4 separate regions of the Homo sapiens genome follow, and all the other regions are linked to region 4. A link is a contact called in ENCODE Hi-C data. All regions are on one chromosome and are shown on one strand. Each heading gives the region's core, a stretch centred on a gene start or an enhancer-like site at or near the end of the contact. The rest is flanking DNA. Distances are from core to core; before and after follow the strand shown.

Region 1 (3,332 bases), core at 333-2,832, 4.7 Mb after region 4:
ACATCATAAAGATATTTTTATTTTTCCTCTGGATAAAGGCAATTAGATAACAACCACCCCAATTACCAGTAAATTCAGGATAAACTACATGTAGCAAATGGTACTGTCAAGTCCTCTTACCTAAGGACAAATTATTTTTTATCTTGAGAACACGTATGTAATATGAAATCGGTTCTATCTGTCCAGCTACATTTAAAGGAATTAGAATTCTTCCTGCTATCCCATTAGCAAATTGCCCGTGATGTGTGAGGCAATTTAGTTTGTGCTTATTCAACAATGAAGCTGTTTAGCTCTCTTCTACAATTGTGGACAGGAGTTTCTTGGATGGCAGATATGATATTTTAAATTATTTCCCTAACAGCTTCCATGATGTGAAACATGCCTTTGGAGGGTTTTAATGTACCGATCAACTTTTGGACAGAAACCGAATCATGCATTTGTCCGCTGGGAGGGTGTGTCTCGCGCAGACAACTGTTCCCATTTCCAAAACACACACCAGGCTGCGAGGTCTTGGACCACTGTGACTCCCAGGTACCTCCCGTCTGAGGCCGGGCCGAGCGCCCGCACAACTGACCCTCTGACGTCCCTTCTTCCAGGGCACCTGCAAGCAGAGATTGACCTATGGCTCTGGGCCCCTCAACAGCCCTTCCACAATCGGGAGAATCCCTTTAGTTACACAAAGGCCCGGAGCAAGCTTTAAAATGAGAGGCCATCAACAGGTTTTTAAGAAATCTAATCCTCCGCTGTGACGCGGAGCTCAGGCAGGAAAGCCAGGGCAAGTTTTCATACCAGTATAGTCAGCAAAGGGGCGGCGGGGGCGGCGCAGCACCCTGCACTCACACAAGTACTGCCTCTCCCTCTAGCTCGGCTCCTCATTTTACCCCGAGCACACGCAAGCCACCACCCCGGCCTGGGGAGCCCCCCTGCCCAGTCCCCGCCCACCTGCCGGAAACCCCGGGGTCCCACCTGCGGACTTCGAAGAGCGTATCCCGAGCTCGCGGTCGCCCCGCCGCCGACCCCGGGTCAGCCTGTAAATGCAGTAGCAGGCGCCCGCGCCGAGCAGCAGGCCCGCCGCCACCCAGCCCGCGCCCCGGGGGCCACCCATGCTGCCGCCGCGGCAGAGCCGCAGCGCCGGGCCAGGGCAGGAGGCTCGCGGGGGCCAGCGCGGAGGTCTCCAGCGCACGCGGGCCTAGCCGCCACAGCAAACGCCACCTGACCTGGATGTGGAGAAAGGAAATGGGGTCTGAGCTCCGCCTCCCGGAAACGGCCTAGCTCAAAGCCTATAACCGCCCACTCCAGCCCGGCGCGTCCCGGCGGCTTCTCCCAGGCGAGGCGGGGCGGTGCGGGGCGCTGCACACCGGGAGGGGGGGGTCGGACGGTGCGCCCCACGCGGAGACGCCGGGGCCCGCAACCCAGAGCCGAGCTTCCCGTCTCTTCCCCCGGGGCGTGAAGCAACCATTCCTCCCTCCCGCCCCTGGCAGCGGAGCGCGGGGCGGTGCCACGCCCAGCCCCGCCCCCTGGTTGCCGGGACAACGCCCGCACGCGCCCGGCCCCTAGTCCCAGCGCGGGGAGGGTACTATCGCAGCTTCTCCGTCAGGCCTTGGGCCATGGCCTCGCTACGCAATGCCAACCCGAGGCTGAAGAACTACTTCAAGGAGAACTACATTCCTCAGGTCTGCGAGGTACTGGACACGCGTGGCAGCGGACACAGACCGTCGGTGGGGAGTTAGAAGGGGGAGGAGTCAGGAAAGACTTCCCGGAGGAGGGACTAGGTTTCGGGATTGGGGAGGAGTGGAGGGAAGGCGGGGCAGAATGCGAGAAAGTGAAGTCAAATTCGGACTTGTAGGCGATCAGGGCTGAAGACGCTGATTAGAGAGAAAACAGAGGGTGATGGTGGCTGCACGTGGGGAATGGGTGACATCTCCCAGGGGGAATGAGCACAAGGCCCAGATCGGAAACCCCAAACTCAGATTTTAAGGTTTGGACAAGAAGTACCTGAGGAGTGGAGGAGTGAGAAAGAAGTGCCAGAGAGCCTGAGGAGGAAAATCAGCAGACTGGCATTATGAAGAATGTTGTCAGAAGTAGGGAGTAGGCACTAGTCACCTAAGATAAGGAGCTGGATTCTGCCCAAGGTGAGCCTGAGGTTTCCATGGAGCCGTGAGGGCAGAAAATAGATGGAGGTTAGCGGAGGGAAGAGTGGAAGCTGAGACCTTTGGTCAGTGTAGTCAGCCCTTTGTGAAGGTAAGGACCCTCTCAACCAGGATTGCCTTTAGACAACAGGAAGGACTGCCCTCCTACTGCCGTTATAAGAGTAGGGAAGGAAGACAGGAAGGGGATAGACATTAGGTTTTGTAGGTTTGGGGGTAGGAAGCTGAGAACATTTGCCTTTGTTGACCTCTTTTTTTCTCTACAAATAGTTGGTGAGATATTTACCAAGAATGTGCGTGTTTGAGTGGGGATGGGGATGTTGGTGCAGTAGGAGGTTCGAGCAAAGATACGTTATGTGGAGAATGAGGGAGAGAGATGTCTAGGGAAAGAAAGAGGAGGTCCTACCTGAGGGTAGTAACGCTCCTAGGCGGTTGGGAGGGCAATTTGGTAGAGACCCCCCACCCGTCTCTTTTTTGGATGGTAATTGAGAAATATTTATTAAGATGTTAAATACATGTACCCTTTAACCAAGCATTTCTACTTCTAGGGATCTACTTTAGAGAAATACTTGCACATGTGTTCAGGAGGATGTACAAGGATATTCATTATAACTTTGTTTCATAGTAAAAATAGTAAATGACCTAGAGTGACTAAGCGAATGAGGCATTATGTAGAATAAAGTATATCTGTACCTACTAAGAAGAAATGTCCTCCAAGACATATTATTATTATCATCATTATTATTGAGACACGGGGTGTTGGTCTGCCACCCAGGCTAGGGTGTAGTGGCTCCATCCTAGCTCACTGCAGCCTCAAACTCCTGGGCTCAATTGATCCTCCCACCTCATCCTCCCAAGTAGCTAGGACTACAGGCATACACCACATGGCTGGCTCCCAACACATATTATTAAGTAAAAAAGAAAAAGTGCAAGTTGCTTAGCAACTGTCCATTCTGCTCTAGCTGTCCATTTGATTTCATATATGTTGTATATGTGTTTATGTACATATATGTGTATATATCTAGCTTTAAGACAATAGTGCATGCATAGAACCTATGCCAAACTGTTAATAACAGATGTCTTGTGGAATGGTTTTGGGGGAAAAGATGGAGAATTCTAACTTTTTACTCTGTCCATAGCTGTATTGTTTTAATTTATTACAGTGAGTTTTGTGTTGTACCTCTA
Region 2 (3,144 bases), core at 175-2,674, 4.4 Mb after region 4:
GAAAAGGTTCACAACTCATGGAAATCTGTCAAGGCAAAATAACTGTCACCCTTTTTGAACCACCAGCCAACGAAAAAGCTAAAGATTAAAATCAACAATTTGCTACGCTAAATGAAGGGTCACTTAGAGAAGGTTGCCTGAGTCACTTACTGTGCATGTTGAGAGCCCAGAGTCTTCCGAAGCTACTCTGAGTCCACTTTCTAAACATGTTACTCTTGTTTCAGGAACATTCAGAACAACTTGGGTAGCAGCCTGTGTACTTCTTAATCTGTTCTCTCCAAAATATAATGACTGGTTGGGGGTAGGAAGTGGAAGAGACAAAGCAAAACACATTACTAATCTGATATTAAATGTTGCTTTTAAAACCAAATCTATTTTAAATAGGCTGTCTCTATAAAAGAATCTTTCTTCTTGAATTTTGGTTCCACTGAGATCTCTGCCTGGCCTAGAAACATCTGTCACCAGCCACTGTCCTAAAGCCAGCAACGTGTTTATAAACATGCCCTTCCCTCAGGGAAGATGAGCAATTATTATCATTACCCAGAGAGAAATTGACTTTATTTCACTACCTCTCCTAGAAATGTTTTATATTCATTATGGAGAAAACAAGCAGGAAAAAAAAAAAGAGAGGGAAACTATGTAAAACTACCTACACACAAGACAAAACTGACACTCGGGTTTTCATTGTTCAAGAAAAGCAACAGGGTTTGGAAATGGTTAAAAAAAAAAAGAGAGAGAGGATAGGAAGATGGGTCGATGTTCAAAATGCAAATGACTGGCTTTTCGGCCAGAAACTATTCGCCTTTCAGCAGTTTTTCTTTGCCCTTATACAAAAGTCTCACATCCCTTTGCTTAAAGTCAGAGGCTCTCTCATGAGAAAAATGCAAATACATAAAAAATTTTACTTCATTGATGTCCAGGTTCGCGGGAAGCCCAGCTGAGGACGAAGTTCAGTCTTAGGCAAAAATAGAACTCTGGAGCGGTACCCATTTCACTTTTTAGTTTTCCCCAATTTGCAAGCACTACGTTTTTAGTGGTCAAACATGCACTCCTCAGTAGCTGGCGGGAGGAGCCGAAAACCAGGGTCATCCCACACGTCACTAGCAGGTCTCCTGGCGGGTGGCCACAAGCCAGTCACCCCCGGCCAGTTCAGCAGCCCCAGGCCGCCTGGCGCCCGGCGGGTCCGGGTCGAGGAGGCCCTGCCCGACCCACTGTTCGGATCTGTGGCGCCGACTCTCAGGTGCGCTGCGCCGGGTCTGGCGAGATCTCGAGGACAGGACCGGCCTGGAGGGAAGCTCACCCGTCCCGCAGCGCCTCGGATTAGAAGACTCTCGCTGAAACCCCAGAGCCGCCGCCGCGCCGCGGATGACAACACCACTCGAGCCGCCGCAGCCGCCATTTCTGCTAGAAGGAAGGTAGAGGATGAAGGATGTGCTTCCGGGGTCGCGACCTGAGGTCCCAGAGCAGGGAGGTGGGCTCCACCTTGTGGCCGTGATGGGAATGACACTCCTCGAAGCGGTTGTGAAAGCAATCAGGGCCCGACCATGATGCTGAGCGGTCTTTACCAAATGAATTGGGGAGTCTGCAGAAGCCCCTTTATCATCAGTTATTTTATCGATCGCCTACTAAGTGCAAGGCACAAATGCGGTGGAATGAAAGGTAACCTGATGCAATATATCTCACTGGTGGATGGAATTGATTGAAAACAGTGGAATAATATTCATAAGTCACTGCCTTTAAAGGAAAAGTCTAGTGGGAGAGACAGATGCCGTGAGGGGAGGAAACGATGTATCCGTGTTGACCACTATCCACTCTTCGAACCTCTACAATATGGCTCATCTCATTCCATAGAAATTGCCCTTGGTAAGGTCACTAATTGCTAAAAGTTGGACACTTTACAGACTTATGTTACAGTCCTGTTGGAGGATTTGACATTGTTGGCTTCTTTGAAATTCTCTTTTCTCAATATATTCTAGAGCTCCACCTCCTCATAGTTCCCTCTGCACCTTCTTGGACTCCTCTTTATTCACAGATCTGTTTTTTGTTTTTGTTTTTGTTTTTGAGATGGAGTTTCACTCTTGTTGCCCAGGCTGGAGTGCAGTGGTGCAATCTCAGCTCACTGCAACCTCTGCCTCCTGGGTTCAAGCAATTCTCCTGCCTCAGCCTCCCAGGTAGCTGGGATTACAGGCATGTGCCACCACGCCTGGCTACTTTGTATTTTTAGTAGAGATGGGGTTTCACCATATTGGTCAGGCTGGTTTTGAACTCCTAACCTCAGGTAATCCACCCACCTCCACCTCCCAAAGTGCTAGGATTACAGGCGTGAGCCACTGCGCCCAGCCCACAGATCTCTCAAGGAACTAAAAATTGCAAATGCTTTTCTAACTCAGGTAGATGGTATAGTGCTTATTTTGCAATTAAGACACTGAAGTCAAATAACTTGCCCCAGGTTACCCTGCTAGTAATAGGTTAACGCCAAAGACTGTGCTGTGAAACACTACATTTTGCCCTAAAAGTTGGTGTTTGCCAGGACTCTAAGCCTCTTCTACTGAACATTCTCCCTCTGGGTTTTTCCCTCCACTTCAAGACCTGTCTGCCCAACCCAGGCCTTTCTCTTGAGCTCCAGCCCACTTAACCATCAACTACTAGGAAACTACACTTGAATACCCCATTGGAAACTCAATATCAACTTGTCCAAAAGGGAATTCACTGTGTCCCCTGAATCTCTTCCCATATTTGCAATGCCAAACAGCCAATCATACCTACATTTGCCCAAAACTCCAAACCACCCAGAAGCTCCTCTCTTTTTCCATCTTCCACATTCAATTGATACACCCCTTTCCTGCCTCTTCAATCTACTCCAGGCCCATTGTCAGTTTTTTCACATTACTACCTATAGGATCTTTTACAAATGAAACTGTTACGGCAGTCCCATTATGAAGAATCCATCAGGGAGCCCTTGGTCACAATAAAGTAAAGGGTCCTTAGCATGGCAGGTGGGGCCCTTCATGATCTGACTCCCATTTATCTTTCCAGACTCATCTCCCTCCACCTACCCGGCTGCTATGCTTCGCAGGTTCAGTCCACAAGACTCATGATGTAATGTAATAAAGGACGACCAAGGTTATTCTCTCATGTTTCTAA
Region 3 (3,155 bases), core at 496-2,995, 3.5 Mb after region 4:
TCCTATTCGGCCATCTTGGCTGCCTATCGAGGCCATTATTATTCACTGTTTGGGAGACTGCAATAGTCGTTTCAACAAATGAAATTGATTCCACTTTCCACACTGTAGCCAGAAGGAATATTTCTAAGTCAAATCTCAACATTTGCTTCTCTGCCTACAATTCTTTATTGGTCCCCAGCCTGACCTCCTACTACTCTCCAGGTTTATATGTAAAAACTATTTGCTAGTTTCAGTTATGGGATTGCCCATTTGTCCCTTTTTGTCTGTACATTCTTTTGTTTACAATTTCCTTCTTGGTCTCACAGGTGAATCTTTTCTTCAGCCTCAGCTTCCAGGTTCTCTCCTCTGAGAAACCATCCTAAATCATCCAGATGGTAAGGCATGTTCTCTCAGATCAACAATTATCTTTATTATGTAACTGCCAGGCGTTAACTGTGTATGCTGGAAATTGAACTGTGAAGACAGTGTTTCCTGTCCTCATAAAGTATATAGAGAGGGAGACTAACATTTTAGACAGTTTAGTCAGTTTTATTGAATGCTATAAAGATGTCGTGTTATGATTATAATATATGTATACCTTATATGCACAGTATGTTACGGACGTATAACCATCTTAGGAGAGTATCAGAGGCCAGCTTCCCTTGGAGACATTGAAATTTAATGGGTGGTCCCATTATAACCTTTAGAATTCTCTATTAAAAAGTACCTGGGCAAATGCTTTTGAATTGTTGCTGTGAAAATACTATTTTGACTAGCTAATACGTTATATACCACAACTCTCAAAAGATCCTTTTGACCATCACAAATCTAAGACTGATCTACAATCTATGGGCAGATTGAAGTCCACAATTTAAATTTATGTATAACAGGTAGTATGTACAGGATCTTCTACTCCTAGCAATAACCTAGCCAGTATTATCCCTATTTTATAGATAAGGAAGTTGAGGCTCAACTATTCCAAAGTCCCCCTATTCAGCAGTTGAGTCAGTCAGTGGTCCCAACCCAGGGGTTTCAGGACGCCAAGCTCTCTTTCCACCATGCACTTGCCTACTTCTGTATCTTATTTCCAGAATCTTCTAGTGTTTAGTCGCTAGTAGGTGCCTCACAAATAAATACACGTGAAAGCCTAATGCTAAAAGTAGCATTATTTTTACTATCAACCTCACCAACACACACTACGACTTCATCCCATTAGGACTGAGAGGCTTTCCACATCTGGTTTAAAGCTTGCACAAAAAATAGTAATTCCAAGCTGTGCATTAAACCCCATTACACCCTGTTTTGTACTCAATGCCACTAATTTCCCACAACGTCGTCAGGGAAAAAAACGACAACAAAAACATCTTTTGACAATATTAGTCTTCTAAGTCCGCCTTCCACGTCCCTCTAAGGGCCCCAGCTCCGGGTCCGTCTTCTTAGGCACTCAAGGTTTCTAAACTTGGGGCTTCCAGCCGGTAAAACTAAAGGCACGGGGTTCAGGGGTCATTGGAGGCCCACGGGACCCCCTTAACCCCTTCCACCCCTTCCCTATTCGCCCATCTCCATGTCGTCTCCTTAGCCTTTGAGTGGAAAAAGCGTCAGCCCGAAATCCCCACCAAGCCCAAGAATGGGCAAAACCTCGGCGCGCACAGGACCAGCGAGAAGAGGATGGTTCCGGCCCTGAGACTAGAGCGGCGGCGACGCTCGGCGTACGCGCTGCCGTCACGCCGCAGCCCGGCAGCGCAGGCTCCTCCCACGACGCTGCGGGTCCGGTTTCCGGCGGGAGCGTGGGCCGCCAGACTCGGGAGAGGCTCCGTCTTGTGCAAGGGTCCTGTGGGCTGGCTGCACTGGCCTCTGCGGTGGTGCCTGCCAGAATGCCCCACTTGGAAAACGTGGTGCTTTGTCGCGAGTCTCAAGTGTCCATCTTGCAGTCCTTGTTTGGAGAGGTATTGTAGTTAAACTGTCTTCCAGATCCTGGAGGCAGACGTTTCGGTAGTCTTGCGACCTGTTCCAATATTTGTTTTTTCGTGTTTGGATTGAGGGCCAAAAGGCCGTTTTTACGTTAAATAGGGGTGTTGTGGTTCTGTACTGCAGCTTCACCCACAGTCTCTTCCGAATATTGAAGAGGAGACAGTCTGAGAGCGACCGGCCTGCACTATAGGACGTTGCCTAAGACGTATTTGAAACACGCCACACTTTTCAGAAGTTTGCCCACATTAGCTCCTAGAAGTTGCTTGTTATCTTACCCCAACCCAATGACATTTATGTAACAGATGTGTTTGCAGGGTGTTATTTATTCAAATGTAAGTTCACACGTTTCTGTGCGGTAGTTGGAGTGAGTCAAGTGTAGAGAGGTGGTTGCTTTCAAGGCCACTAAGGGCCAAAGCAGTGCTTCAGGTTTAAAAATTTACTGGCTTTTCCAGAATTGTAACAGTCCAGAAGAGGTCTAGGGTAAACTTTTCTCCTTAACTGATAGTTCACAGGATGCCCTAGAGAGGAGTTTGTCTTGTCTGGATGAACATAGATACGTAGGGAGTCCTTTCAATAGGCAGAGGGTAGCGTTCACCAATTCAAAATTTAACCTATTTTTGACTATTTTCTGGTGGTCTTTGATGTGCTTTTTGATTCAGACTCAATCAGAATTGGAATTAATCAAACTTGGATCTTACCTGCGAAGAGAGTGAATGAGAATTCAGGGTCATACTCATACCCCCATCTTCTGGTTTGCTTTTTTAAGTACAGTCATGCGTTGCTGCCACTTAGTGAGGGGGATACGTCCTGAGAAATGCATCGTTAGGCAATTTAATCCCTGTGAATATCAGAAAGTGTATTTACACAAACCTAGATGGTGTAGCCTGCTATACACCTAGGCTGTATGGTGTAGCCTGTTCCTCCTAGGCTATAAACCTCTACAGCGGTGCTACTATACTGAATACTGTAGGCAGTTGTAACACAGTGATAAGTCTGCATCTAAAAGTGTCTAAACATAGAAAAGGTACAGTGAAAATAGGGTATTATAATCTTATGAGATCACTGTTGTATATGTGGTCCATCTTTGAATGTACACGTGACTGTACTTTCATCCAACTAGAAATATTGCATGGCAATTTGAGGTGGCCTGTGAAGCATTAGTGGAAAAGTACTACCCTCTGTCTAAAGGGGTGCATTATTTAGGG
Region 4 (2,904 bases), core at 196-2,695:
TTTTAAGAGACTGTGTTCCTCCTCCACTTCTGTTCAATGGCTTCATATTCACTTAAATTAAAATTCAAACGTTTACCACGGCTTTCAATGACCTGAATGATGTGCCTGCTGCCCTCCTTTCCAATCTCACTTCAGGACTCCTACCCTCTGGCTATTAGGAGGCTGCAGCTGACTTCACTGTATCTTCCTACCTCAGTGCCTTCGCACTTGCTGGAAATGCTCTTCCTCTTGCTTTTTTCCCAGGGCTGGGTTCTTCTCATCCATCAGATCTTAGCTTCCACAAAGACCATTCCTAACAACCCTCTCTGAAATTTCGTCCTATGAATCTCTCCACAGCACTCGTTTATTTTCTTCAAAATAATCCGCAAACATTAAAAAAATAATAAATTTAAAAAAAAAGAACGTATTGTCTGTGTTCCTCCATAAAACAGAAGTTCTATCACGGACCTGGTCCGTCTCGTTTACCATTCCATCTTCCATCTCCCGACCTATAGATATCTGCATGTATCTTGCATAAATAAACATACACACCTACATAAATAAACATACACACCTAATTATATAACCAAGTAGATATCTGATGAGTGAGGACAACTCAATACTCAAGAAAAAGCCTTTTTTTCTCTATTTGTGATACGGTCGCTATAAATGTATGGGGCACATAACTCCAAGAGCACTCATTCAATATCCAAGAACCACAAAGAAGCAAAAGCCAGAAAATACATAACAAAGGGTGGAGCCACTCTTACTTGGAGAAAAGTATGAGAATGCCTTGATTTTAAACTCCTCTTTGTAAATACCCTCAAATGATGAGTAAGGACCTCAGCCGAAGCGCGGGGCATGCTTTTGGTTTAGGTAGAAAAACTGCTCCGAGTTTGATTCCAAAAACTCTATCAGACTCCCTTCTTTCACCCCTCTAGTCCATAAAGGATCGGAGAGACGACAGGGGGTGACCACTGCAGCACCCGCCCAAAGCTGACTGAGACAGCAGGAAGTCTCCAACCCATTCTCGCCCGTCCACTCCCAGCGTAAAGAGGATTCCGCGACTCGGAGACCGCAATCTACCCGCCAGTCTCCATAACGTAGGCCAGAGCAGCTGGGCTAAATAAAACAGAGCCGGGGCTCTCCCTTCCCGAAGGCCTACATCGCCCACTGGTCCGGGCTCGGAGCTCAGCAGAACCAGAGTAGGAGCGGTTGTTGCCGGCACGGAGGAGGTAGGTACCACACCAGACGGTAGGCCAGGAAACCGCAGGCCCCTGCCGGGCACAGGAAGGCATCTGTGAGATTTCTTCTCACTGCCACACCCTAGTGTTGTGGGGCGAGCATAATCCCTTTTGCCTGCTGTGCGACCAGCCCCAGGCCGGCCAAGGGGGCTTGGAACCGGGACCCCCACTGCCTCCGCCTCCTTACCAGTGTGATCCATGATTCGGCTCGCAGAGCACAGTGGGAGCGGAAGTCAACCGCGCCGGAGTCGCAGCGAGCGCGTGCGCACTGCCTTCCGGAGGCCGGGAGGCGGAAGTCCAAGCAGGTTGTCCCAATTTTGGCCTGCAAAGACTTCCTTCTCTCGCCTCTACTATCCAACTCCTGTGAGGGACTCAGGCATAGTTCGGGCGGAGGCAGAAAGAGCGAGCGCGCGAAGAACTTCGGTATTGAGGTTGCTAAGGCTTCTCCTCATGTGCTTCAAGAGAAAGTAGCCTTTAACTGTGGAAAGGACACCAGGGGGACCGGGGAAGGGGAGAGCAGTGGTAAAAATGAGCCAGAAGCAGATAAGGCGACTGCCCGCCCCGCGGAGAGCTGCCTTCTGGGACTTGTAGTGCGCGGGGCCCCCGGAGCCGGCTGGCTGCGCAGGCTCGGCCGTTGCGCTGGCCCCACCCCGGCGGGCGGAGTAACGGTTTGGAATCCCCCGGGGTCAGCGAGCGCTTGTTTCCTCCGCCTGGTGTAGCAAAAGTGTAAACACGCGCGCTCCGGAAGGCGCCCTCCAGTGGGAGGTTGCTCAGGGGATGGCGGAGCTGTGAAACTCGGAGCTAGAAGGAAAGTCTCAACGCTTGTCTAAATTTTGCTTTGTCGTGACGAGCTACCTAGACCCACGCAGAGCTAACTTGGTATATGCCCCGGTTCCCATCTCTTAAGTCTCTTTACAGTTGAAACACGTTTATAATGCTTGACTGCCACTCACTTTCTAGGGAGAGCGCTTGTGACGCTACGAACCTCTCGAACACCTGACGACTGGGCGCCAGGGCCGGATGGAGGGTGGAGAGCCAGTGCGGCGCAGCTGCCTCCTCTTAACGGGGACACCTTGCAGGAATGTGCGGAGTGGAGCTAACGGGAGCGGATAGAAACCGAGGGAGGGGAAGAGAGCGCGAAGGCTTGGCCGGAAGGAGAGGTTAAAAAGGAAAGGCCTAAAATGAGGAAGAGAGTTACCACAACAAGCAGTACCTAGTTCCAGTTCTTGGTCCCAGGAGTTTGTGGTTGTTGCTGCTTTCATCTTCCTCAGCCAACACAAAAGGAAAGTGCCAAGGGGCGATTCCTAGGACCTTCAGTGCAGTCTCCACCTTGCGGACTTGGCTCATTTGTGTCCACTCCTTTCTCCAGCCTTTTACACTTGATGCTCTTGGATGAATAGAAAGGAGCACAATTAATGGAAAACACAAGCTTGGGAGTCAAGGGATTTGGGTTCTATTCTTGTCCTCCCTTGGTGACGACATCATTACCTTGGGTTATTCAAGCTTTCAGTGCCAGAGTTCCTATATCAATAAAAGATTATTACATTGACCTCTTAGAGAAATGTTTTCATGGTACTGAATTGCAAATAAAGTATGTGTAGCGATGTGTTATATCTTTGTAGTTGTACGGTATTATTTGTGAATCATGCTGTGATGATCAGTGCGATTTAAGTGCACCATG

What was found. Hi-C counts contacts between places; a loop is a spot of excess contacts on that map. Pooled maps may share reads with other maps.
Region 1: a loop to region 4 is called in a map of naive thymus-derived CD4-positive, alpha-beta T cell, with 11 times the contacts of the local background. The contact joins the promoter of FBXL13 here to the promoter of CBLL1 in region 4. A Hi-C loop is called at or near these places in 1 of 168 maps with a recorded cell type or tissue (naive thymus-derived CD4-positive, alpha-beta T cell), 1 of 37 single-sample maps with no recorded cell type and 7 of 50 pooled maps.
Region 2: a loop to region 4 is called in a map of B cell, with 10 times the contacts of the local background. The contact joins the promoter of PMPCB here to the promoter of CBLL1 in region 4. A Hi-C loop is called at or near these places in 2 of 168 maps with a recorded cell type or tissue (B cell and naive thymus-derived CD4-positive, alpha-beta T cell) and 7 of 50 pooled maps.
Region 3: a loop to region 4 is called in a map of CD8-positive, alpha-beta T cell, with 15 times the contacts of the local background. The contact joins the promoter of ORC5 here to the promoter of CBLL1 in region 4. A Hi-C loop is called at or near these places in 3 of 168 maps with a recorded cell type or tissue (CD4-positive, alpha-beta T cell, CD8-positive, alpha-beta T cell and naive thymus-derived CD4-positive, alpha-beta T cell) and 11 of 50 pooled maps.

The regions. Positions count from the first base shown.
Region 1 is chr7:103,073,046-103,076,377 of GRCh38, reverse strand. It overlaps FBXL13 (F-box and leucine rich repeat protein 13), which reads left to right and starts at 1,582. Exons shown (of 21, transcript NM_001394494.2): 1 at 1,582-1,682. The coding sequence starts at 1,608. ARMC10 (armadillo repeat containing 10) reads right to left here and starts at 1,238. Exons shown (of 7, transcript NM_031905.5): 1 at 967-1,238; 2 at 497-601. The coding sequence starts at 1,105. RefSeq lists an enhancer at 492-541 and a silencer at 812-1,651.
Region 2 is chr7:103,295,715-103,298,858 of GRCh38, reverse strand. PMPCB (peptidase, mitochondrial processing subunit beta) reads right to left here and starts at 1,424. Exons shown (of 13, transcript NM_004279.3): 1 at 1,301-1,424; 2 at 151-291. The coding sequence starts at 1,399. RefSeq lists enhancers at 1,170-1,469, 1,570-1,629.
Region 3 is chr7:104,206,603-104,209,757 of GRCh38, reverse strand. It overlaps ORC5 (origin recognition complex subunit 5), which reads left to right and starts at 1,745. Exons shown (of 14, transcript NM_002553.4): 1 at 1,745-1,925. The coding sequence starts at 1,854. RefSeq lists enhancers at 1,567-1,726, 1,777-1,856, 1,897-2,086.
Region 4 is chr7:107,742,683-107,745,586 of GRCh38, reverse strand. It overlaps CBLL1 (Cbl proto-oncogene like 1), which reads right to left and starts at 1,445. Exons shown (of 6, transcript NM_024814.4): 1 at 1,411-1,445. The coding sequence starts at 1,423. It overlaps CBLL1-AS1 (CBLL1 antisense RNA 1), which reads left to right and starts at 1,006. Exons shown (of 2, transcript NR_144537.1): 1 at 1,006-1,214; 2 at 2,184-2,834. RefSeq lists enhancers at 971-1,150, 1,501-1,720, 1,818-2,336, 2,337-2,856 and a silencer at 1,761-1,960.